Linked DNA regions of Homo sapiens: region 1 is linked to region 2. The links are chromatin loops, found by intact Hi-C in ENCODE. Cell type or tissue: heart right ventricle. All regions are shown on one strand. Region 1 overlaps QKI (QKI, KH domain containing RNA binding). Region 2 overlaps QKI (QKI, KH domain containing RNA binding).

Evidence for each region. A loop is a pair of places that touch in the nucleus more often than their neighbours do. Peaks named below come from ENCODE experiments on the same cell type or tissue, not always from the same donor. Only the 100,000 strongest peaks of a DNase experiment are listed, where the experiment ranks them.
Region 1: it touches region 2 in a loop (2.5-fold over the local background); 52 of 110 quality-filtered maps call a loop at or near these places.

Annotation. Positions count from the first base shown.
Region 1 is chr6:163,436,804-163,441,803 of GRCh38, reverse strand. All of the region lies in intron 1 of QKI (QKI, KH domain containing RNA binding), which reads right to left. Among named protein-coding and RNA genes, the nearest start is that of QKI, 25 kb to the right of the region's middle. In heart right ventricle, no CTCF peak of the experiment used is centred here; a DNase peak (open chromatin) is centred at 2,687; H3K4me3 peaks cover 660 bases; H3K27ac peaks cover 1,427 bases.
Region 2 is chr6:163,552,293-163,557,292 of GRCh38, reverse strand. All of the region lies in intron 4 of QKI (QKI, KH domain containing RNA binding), which reads right to left. Among named protein-coding and RNA genes, the nearest start is that of QKI, 140 kb to the right of the region's middle. In heart right ventricle, a CTCF peak has its summit at 2,398 (motif pointing right); a DNase peak (open chromatin) is centred at 2,412; H3K27ac peaks cover 2,050 bases.

The sequences.
Region 1 (5,000 bases), 120 kb after region 2:
GCTAGCCCTGCCCTCAAGGTTTTGCAGTAACTCTTTCCCTGCCTTGGAAAGCTTTTCCCCAAAGAGCAGTATGGCTCACACTAACACCTCCTTCAGATTTCTGCTCCAGTTTTTCAAGGAGTCCAACCTTGATCTTCCTATTTTTAAACAGCAACTTGCCTCAATCCATAGGAACACTCCAGATCCCCTTTACCCTTCAATTTTATTTCTATAATTCATATTTCCTAATACATTACTGTACTTGTTTATTGATTATTGCCTGTTGACATTAGAATGTTAGCTGAGAGGGCAGATAGCTTTGTTTTTGCCTTTTGCTATATTTGTAACATCTACATCCTTGGAGAAAAAACACCTTTTGAACAAATATTAGGACTATTAGCACAAAAACACGCAAAGCTCCAAAAATATTTCTTGTAACTTCACTCAAGCATCAATATGGCATCTGCTTGACAATTCTAGCTAGCTTACTCCTCTTCCCTTTAAAGTAATATAAATGCACAGTGCTCTTCTGCAAATGGCTTGGTCTCTTTATTCTGGACTTGAGAAGTTTAGAACACTTTGCTAATAACATATGTTCATTACATCAATGCTAAATTCTTCCAGTGTATCTTACATCAGATGAGAAAATAAAATATACAGGCATCTAAATATGTGCTTAGTCTTGGCTTTAAGAAAAAAACCGAGCCAATAAGGAAAAGGCTGCTCCTGCCAGGATTGCACAAAAGGACTGCAATCATCCACTCCTACTGAGCTTTATCATAAACCCTATATTCATAGCCTGCACAGTCCTAATTAACCCTGTACTCAAAGTATATTTAGTAAAAATATATTCAGAACATAATAAAATAAAAGCTTTTTAATTTCCTAAAAGTAAAAACTTTACAAAATTGAACTGACCTGAATAAAGTATAACCTGTTTTAAAAAAAAAAAACTGTCTTACCAATGATACAATATAATGATTTTTTTCGTATATGCATTCAACAACTATGTATTTTACACCTACTCTGTACCAGGCACTGGCCAAGGCCCTAGGAATATAGTCATGTGCAAATACAGACATGGTCCCAGTTCTATAACAAACTAAATGAACAAAAACTATAGTTGAAGCAGAGTAGCAAAATAAGACCTCTTAAAAGAAACCTCTAAACATACTTCATAACACAAAGAATAATTTTACCTTTTATTGAGTTTCTACATCTCATCATATAACTTAAACTAAGGAAGTTATGCCAATATTAAAAGCATTATGTTGGATTCTACAGTCATTCAGTCTATATGGCTAGGAGATACAAATCCAGAATTCAGAGTAATGAAGTCTAATGTCTTTCCACATAAAAAGCCTCCCCAAGAACTCTGTGGTGGAAGTCAGCATTTTATTCCATTATTATCAGGTAGATTCCCTTACAGGTAAGTAATATTTTCACCTTCATTTCATAGTTAGGAAAGAGAGATTTGGGGATTAAGTACTTTCACCAAAGACCACATAAAGATGAAAATCTAGCTGACTCCAAAAGCTGTATTCTTTTACTCATACCATTTGGCCTCTCCAGCACTACTGCTCCATCCCCAAAGTTAAATTTGGTTGCTGCTAGAGTGAGTGATCATGATAGTGGGAAAAGCAGTGATGACAGATGGTAAGAGCTAGATAGAGAAGAAGGAAAAGATGGGGCAGTGAGTAGAAATTAGAACTATGAATAAAGTAAAGAACAAAAAAGTAGAGACATATACAATGAGGGGGGAAAGGAAATGGTATATTCAAATTAAAAGTGGAATGAAAATCAGACAAGACATTCTCATTTAAGCTTTTCACCATCCATATTTACTCATCCATGAGGACTTCTAAGATTATTCTAGGCCAGGCACAGTAGCTCACGTCTGTAATTCCAGCACTTTGGGAGGCCAAGGCAGGCAGATCACTTGAGATCAGGAGTTCGAGATCAGCCTGGTCAACATGGCAAAACTCAATCTTTACTAAAAATACACAAATTAGCTGGGCGTGGTGGCACACACTTGTATTACCTGCTACTCGGGAGGCTGAGACATGAGAATTGCTCACACCCTGGAGATGGAGGTTGCAGTGAGCCAAGCCACTGTACTCCAGCCTGGGCAACAGAGTGAGACTCTGTTTCAAAAAAAAAAAAAAAAAGGATTCAGGACGCGGTGGCTCATGCCTGTAATCTCAACACTTTGGGAGGCCGAGATAAGTGGATCACCTGAGGTCAGCAGTTTGAGAACAGCCTGGCCAACACGGTGAAACCCCATCTCTACTAAGAATACAAAAAAAAAAATTAGCCATGTGTGGTGGCGGGCACCTGTAATCCCAGCTACTCGGGAGACTGAGGCAGGAGAATCACTTGAAACCAGGAGGCGGAGGGTGCATTGAGCCGAGATCGTGCCACTGCAATCCAGCCTGGGCAACAGAGTGAGACTCCGTCCCCCACCCCCCCGAAAAAAAAAAAAAACAAAAAAAAACCACGAAGGATTATTCTAGAGCGAAAATTCTGAGTTTGATAGAATAAATTCTTTCGCTTGAACAACAAATATTTGTAGGTGTCTGTCATGTAATACATGCTCAAGAATCTGCTATTATTAATGCAGTAGTTCCTATCTTTCTGTGGTATCAGACACTGTGCTGGAGACACACTGGTAAGCCATACAGCCCTTGCCCATGAAGACCTGGCAGTGGGCCAAGCTGTGGAGGTGAAAGAAGATGAAACTGATGATCTGGACCCTGTGCAGGCCTAGGTTAATGTGTGTGTTTGTCTTCAACAAAAAGGACTCAGAAGTAAAAATTAAATAGAAAAGTTCGAAAACAGAAAAGAGCTTATAGAATAAGGATATAAAGAAAATATTTCTGTACAGCTGTATAATGTATTTGTATTTTAAACTGTAATTGTAGTCAAAGGTTTAAAAAATTTAGAAGTTTATAAAGTTATAGTATGTTAAGGTTAATTTATTACTTAAGAAAAATATCTTTTATAAATTCAGGGCAGCCTAAGAATACAATGTTTATTAAATCCACAGTAGTATCCTAGGACTTTCACACATTCACTCACCACTCACTCACTGACTCACCGAGAGCAACTTCCAGTCCTGCAAGCCCCATTTATGGTAAGTGCTTTATACAGGTATACCATTTTTTATCTTTTATACCACATTTTTACTGTACCTTTTCTATGTTTAGAATGTTTCTACGTTTACACAAATACCATTGTGTTATAACTGCCTACAGTATTCAGTACAGTAGCATGCTGTACAGGTTTGCAGCCTAGGAACAAAAAAGGCTATACCATACAGCTGAGGTGTGTAGTAGGCTATACCATCTAGATTTATGCAAGTACACCCTATGATGTTCGCAAAAGGAAATAGCATAATGATGCATTTATCAGAATCTATCACTGTCTTTAAGCAATGCATGACTTTATGTGTATGTGTATATATATCTTTCTCTTTAAAATAATAATAGTACTGGTCATCAATGTCATTATAAATGATGACTGTGATGTAAAATTATATTCTGGAAATACTGTGTTCTGATAGATCTGAAAGACAGTATCTACTGATCTGATCATTATTTATCTGAAATATTATCTGAAATCTGAAAATGGTCTTTTCCCAGACTTTGTAGGCATAAAAAATACTTAGAAAAGACACCTAACAAATGCTGTTTGCAAATGACTTCTCACATGTAGATCTACTATACATAGCAAAAGGAAGGTAGAATGTAACAGGTTAATTTTCCCAACTCATTTTTACTAAGTTCCTCCTTAAAATTCAACCACATAATCCAGAAAACCTTAAAAGCTACTCAAACACAAACCTCACAGTACATTTAGCTTATGAAAATGACCGTCAAATACTTTTCCAACACTCTTTTTAAAAGGTCAGAGCTTTTTCTTCCAGGATCTGACCTTTTTTGGCTTAACCACTTTTCCGGAGTTTAAAATTAGTTTAACCACAAATGAATAATTTGAGGGAAACAGAGATGGGAGGGGAGGGCATTTTAGCGTCTAATACATATTGACACAAGTTTGGAAGGTATATTTGCATTACCGTAATGTAAATTTGCATAACTATAACTCAAACCCTAAAATAGTTATCTAAACAAAAACAAAAAACTGAAAAGCATCACACCTGAAACCCTCAATGTGAAACAGTAACATTACTATGGCTAATTTAGTGATGTCACTGTTCAACACATGATTCTAAAATCCATTCACAACCACTCAAAAATCTCAATTACTTCAGGTGTTTTCCAGACTGTGGCATAAACAATCTTGAACTAAATTATGGCTACATTTCGGGTGTGGATTTAAGCACATAACAAGAAAAACTCTTTTTAAAAAGTAAATCACCACCAGTATCTATGGGAACTGAATTTAGTATCATCTCATAAACAAATAATTATATTCAGCTAATTATACTTTGATAATCGATACACTAAATTTATAGCCTGTTACAGAAAAACAGTAAAATTTTAACATAAGTACTATATGTATACATACATCACTTGTATCATTTAAATTATATACATATATAGCTTATGTATATACCTTATTCTAGCTTCGTGTTACACGTTAAATTGCAACAAATTTTAATTTTCATCTGAAAGTAAAAATAAAGCTTTCCTGGATCAGGAGAACTAGAGTTAAAATAATTAAACTACATCATCTCTCTCACAAAGGCTTTACCTCTGAATTCTCAACTTGCCACAGCTTCCTTCAGCCAAATAAAACAAATGACCAAGTATCTATGTCACCGATAAGGGAATTAAAGAGTTGATTTATTTTGAACTCTCCTCTCCATGGAAATTGAGAGATGGCTAAACATTCAAATGTATCTCCAACATTACATGCTCTTCTCCTATGAATGTAATCATTCTCCAAAAAGTCAGGCTCTTAATTTAGATGGAACTACTTTCAATGAAAAATATACAATTTACTGGTTCTTGCTTTAGCAAGAAAAGGAATACTTCTATTTCTTCTTCCCTTTTTTTTTT
Region 2 (5,000 bases):
TTGTACCTCAAGCCCTAACCATCCATCTGATTTAACTTGCCTAGACTAGATTTTCGGATAATGAAGGCATATATAATATTTTGTGTTCAATTTCTTTCCCTCAGTATGACAGCTGTCAGACTCATCCATATTGCTGCATGTCGCTGTAGTTCATCTGTTTTAATGGCTGAGTAGTATGTTATTTATCTATTCTTCTGCTACAGACATTTGATTGTTTCCACTTTTTGGATATGTGAACAGAGCCACTCTGAAAATTCTCATATAAGGCTTCCTTGCAAATATAAGTTTTCATTTATCTTGGATAAATACCTATGAGTAGAGTTGCTGGGTCATAGGGCAGATGAATATTTCCCTTGTATTTGTATGGAAAATATTATGGAAAGATTATTAAAGCACAACAAAGAATGTCTTTACTTTTGAAATGTAAAAGCTCAAAAATAGAACACACTCCTGCTAATAGCTAAAACCTGTGGTATCGGGGAAGTGCCTTGAGAATTTCAGAGTTTTTCAGATTTATAGAAAGATAATACACCACAGATTCTATAACACCCAGCAGAGTCTGGGGGATACGCCCATAATCCAGTCCGTAACAAACAGAAAAATACTCACACTAAGTGGGGTGAAGCAACTATAAACACAGTTTTCTGAACTTCTGGAGGCTTGCAATTAAGGATGACCAATTATGGGTATGTATAAATATATATATTTTAATTTATGCATATTAAGATATAGATATGTCATCAACTATGCCTTTTCTGTTGTTTGTTGTTTTTTTTTTTTTTTTTTTTTGAGGTGGAATTTTGCTTTTGTTGCCCAGGCTGGAGTGCAATGGTGCAATCTCAGCTCACTGCAACTTCGCCTCCTGGGATTCTCCTGCCTCAGCCTCCCAAGTAGCTGGGATTACAGGCATATGTCACTACGCCCAGCTAATTTTTTGTATTTAGTAGAGATGCGGTTTCACCATGTTGGTCAGGCTGGTCTCGAACTCCTGACCTCAGGTGATCTACCCGCCTCGGCCTCCCAAAGTGCTGGGACTACAGGCGTGAGCCACTGTGCCCAGCCATCATCAACTATGTTTAACAGCTATGTTAAAAGGATACAAACAGGTCACGTTTAATGTAATTTATACATTGTTCAACTTTTCTAGACTTAGACACTAGATCTTCATTATCCAATCATTTACGCTTCCTAACAAATGTGTGGTATTGGCAGTGCATTATCCCTGAGGCTCAGGCAGGGTAGGCAGCTTATCCAAAGCCACAAAAGTTCACATTGCAAACCTGGCTTCCAACCCAGAATACCTGATTCAAAGTCCTCATGTTTAACCATTACATTATACCTTCTCCAGTCTTATGATGCCTTTAAGTGGAAGTATCTTTTGAATTCATCAGACCACATGTTAGAAAGTAAGAAAATCATGTTTATTTAGTATTTTTAGATCTATATACTTTTAAAAAAAAACTACAACAAAGTAATCACCAGAGAGCTGAAACAAATGTGTATTTCCAAATCATTAAAACTATGTCAACTAAAAAAATAATTCGAACCACTGCCTATCACAAAGGCCCAAATTCTCCAGCATTCAGGGCATTGAACAGTTTACATGAGCAACCTTGCTTGCAAATGTTTTGCATTAGTCAAAATCATCTGTCCACAATCCCCGAGTAGACCTGGTACTTTCCTCTCCAAGTTAGGCTCCTATTGGAAGCATCCTATGTGTTCCTCAATAACACAGATCATCGTTTTCTCTCAGAGTGCAGGCTTTTTTTTTTTTTTTTTTTTTGAGCTGGAGTTTCGCTCTGTCGCTAGGCTTCAGTGCTGTGGCGTGATCTTGGCTCACTGCAACCTCCAACTCCCTGGTTCAAGCGATTCTCCTGAGTGCAGGCTTTTCTAAGAACTCTCACGCATACTGGTCTTGCTTTTATAAATTCATGCTGCTTATTTTTGGGGTGATCAATCATATATAGCCATGTGCTATCTCAGTTTTTCTATTTTTTGATTTTTAAAGAAATTTATCATGAATTGTATCCATAAACTAACCAATAACCAATAAACCCATGTTCCTTGTAACCCCCAAAGCCTTGCAAAAATGAATGTGCTCAACATATTTTAAAAAATGAATTAGTTTTCTATAAATTTGAAATAATGGGTAGAAAAGGTTTTCCAAACAAAAAAATACATGACTAATTTAATTGAAGAATAACAAATATCAGAGAAAAGAAAAAATGATGAGTGACCACATTTTATGAAGAATTTTGATGCCAATTACCACCTTGATCTGCTCCGACAGCTTTGGCAGACAGAAGATGACAGATAATTTGATTGACTTAAACAAAGGGGTTTATGAGAGGGAAGTGACAAAAAAGGATTTGTCTTTAAAGCCTCACTGTGCTATTTTGTGGATGGACTGCTGGGGGCGCCAGCGTGATTACTGAGATAGGTCATGAGCTTTAACATTGTCCAGGCAACAGAGAGGATGAACTGGACTGGGGTAGAGGTTGTAACAGAGATGAAAAGAGTTATGTTAACCTGACAAGGCATGATGATCAGTTGGACACAGAGGGTAAGGGAAAAGGAGAAATTGAACAATGTTGTTTAGGTTCTTGATTTAAGCAATAAAGTAGACGGTGGCTCCATGTAATGAGATAAAAATTGAGGAATATGGAATCAGAAGTTCTCTCTTGAAAGGTTACATCTGAAATACTTATCTTAAACACCTAAGTGGAGATGTCAGGTACACAGCTGAATATTCATCTGGTTGATCAACTTATTCCAACTTATCCTATACAGCTGGTAGAAAAATATGCTTTCATATTTCTTGAGTTTTTCTCCAAGATGATGTGGCAGTTACTAAGTTCCAAACTGAACTGCCATATGCTTTCCAATGCTTAAGTGTAGGGCTCTACAACTACTACTTCTTTGCCAGCCGGTTTTCTGTGAGGTTCTCAGAACTGAGGCATAGTGTGGGTGTAAAGCAGCCGACCCTGAAGAGCTGGATGAGGGAAAGAGATGTTCTCTTTCCCATGTGCGCTCCTTTCAGCTATGCACTTGCCAGAGGCAGCTGTCTCCTGGCTCCATGCTTCTTTCCCAGCACCTCTAGAACCAGTCTCATCGTGCAGCCCCTTCCCTCCATGCACACCAGAAGCAGCCAGCTAGGGTTCTCCCCTCTGAGCTCCTGAGGTTCTTGAAGTAGCTGAGAGACACCAAGCCAGGGTCTTGGTTTCATCATTACACAGGCTTTCTTCTCTTTTATTCCAGCCCTGGGGTAAAAGATGCTTTTTTTGCAGTCTCTAAATCTGTATTACAGCCTGTCTTTCTCCTTTTTCAGTTCTCAATACCTGTGTAACCAATCAACAACTTTCCACACATAAAGCAAGGTAGAGGGAAAGTGTCAGGCACTTTATTTAACCAGAAAAGCTTAAAACACTCAAACACACACAAATATGATGCTCCTCCTCCATTAAAACTATATAAAACTAACAAAGATTTGTACCTTAGGACAATATGTTCTGCCTCTCTTCAACAAGGTATAAACAGATCCACTGAAAAGTAACAATCTCAGAAAAACAAAAGCCAAGTCTCAATAATAAGTACTTACTTCTTCTAATGCTAAATACGATACAATCTGTGATTTTATTAATAGTAATAGTAATCTTAACAGGCATGATAAACTTCTGAAGGATTTATATGATTCACAACTCCGGCTACATACTAGCATTAGTAGAGCCACATCAATTTATAGATTAAAAAAAAAACACCTCCAAAGTTGATTGTTATTTTAGACGGATATTATTAGATGATATGGTTGGGCTGGAAGGTGGGACATATAAATACCAATTGGGAGTTTAATAGAGCCTTGTTCTACAAAAGAAGATAAAAAATAGGAACCTGAGCTGGGCATGGTGGCTCATGCCTGTAATCTCAGCACTTTGGGAGGCCAGGTGGGTGGATCACTTGAGGTCAGGAGTTTGAGGCTTGCCTGACCAACATGGTGAAACCCTATGTCTACTAAAAATACAAAATTAGCTGGCAATGGTGGTGCACGCCTGTAATCCTAGCTACTTGGGAGGCTGAGGCAGGAGAATCGCTTGAACCCAGGAGGTGCAGGTTGCAGTGAGCCGAGATCGTGCCATTGCACTCCAGCCTAGGCAACAAGAGTGAAACTCCATCTCAAAAAATAAATAAATAAATAAATAAATAAATAAATAAATAAATAAATAAATAAATAAAAATTAAAAAAAAAAAAGAACCTGAAAATTATGACTATCTAAAAATCTCTTAGTTTTGAGAGGTGGGACAGAGAGGCAAAAACTAAGAAAAGTATACCCACTGTGGCGGGAGTGGTGGTGAGGAGGCTTAGAGGTGGGCAGAACCTAAAAGATGTTGTAATGATTGCCTGACAAAAAGTTCTGAAAGTGAAAATATATTAAACTCATTCATATTCAGAATGAGCACTGAGATAGAAAGGTAAAGCAAGATAAATGATGTGCAACTGGGATTATGATGGGAGTTTGCACAGGCTGCGGTGGAAGACCAAATGAAAAGGCCTAGGGAAATAATCACAACAGCTTTAAGAATCTTACGGTAACTATAGATTCCTTCTCTAGAAAACATATATGAGTACGCCGCTGAACCTTCCAACAATATGGATGGGCTTGAACCATGCAGGTCCACTTTTATACAGACATTTTTCTGCCCCTGCCAGCCCTGAAACAGCAAGACCAACCCCTCCTCCTCCTCCGCTTACTCAGTATGAAGATGATTAGGATAAAGAACTTTATGAGGCTGGGCACGGTGGCTCACGCCTGTAATCCCAGCACTTCGGGAGGCCGAGGTAGGTAGATCATGAGGTCAGGAGATCGAGACCATCCTGGCTAACACGGTGAAACCCTGTCTCTAGTCAAAAAATACAAAAAATTAGCCAGGCGTGGTGGCGGGCACCTGTAGTCCCAGCTACTTGGGAGGCTGAGGCAGGAGAATGGCATGAACCCGGGAGGTGG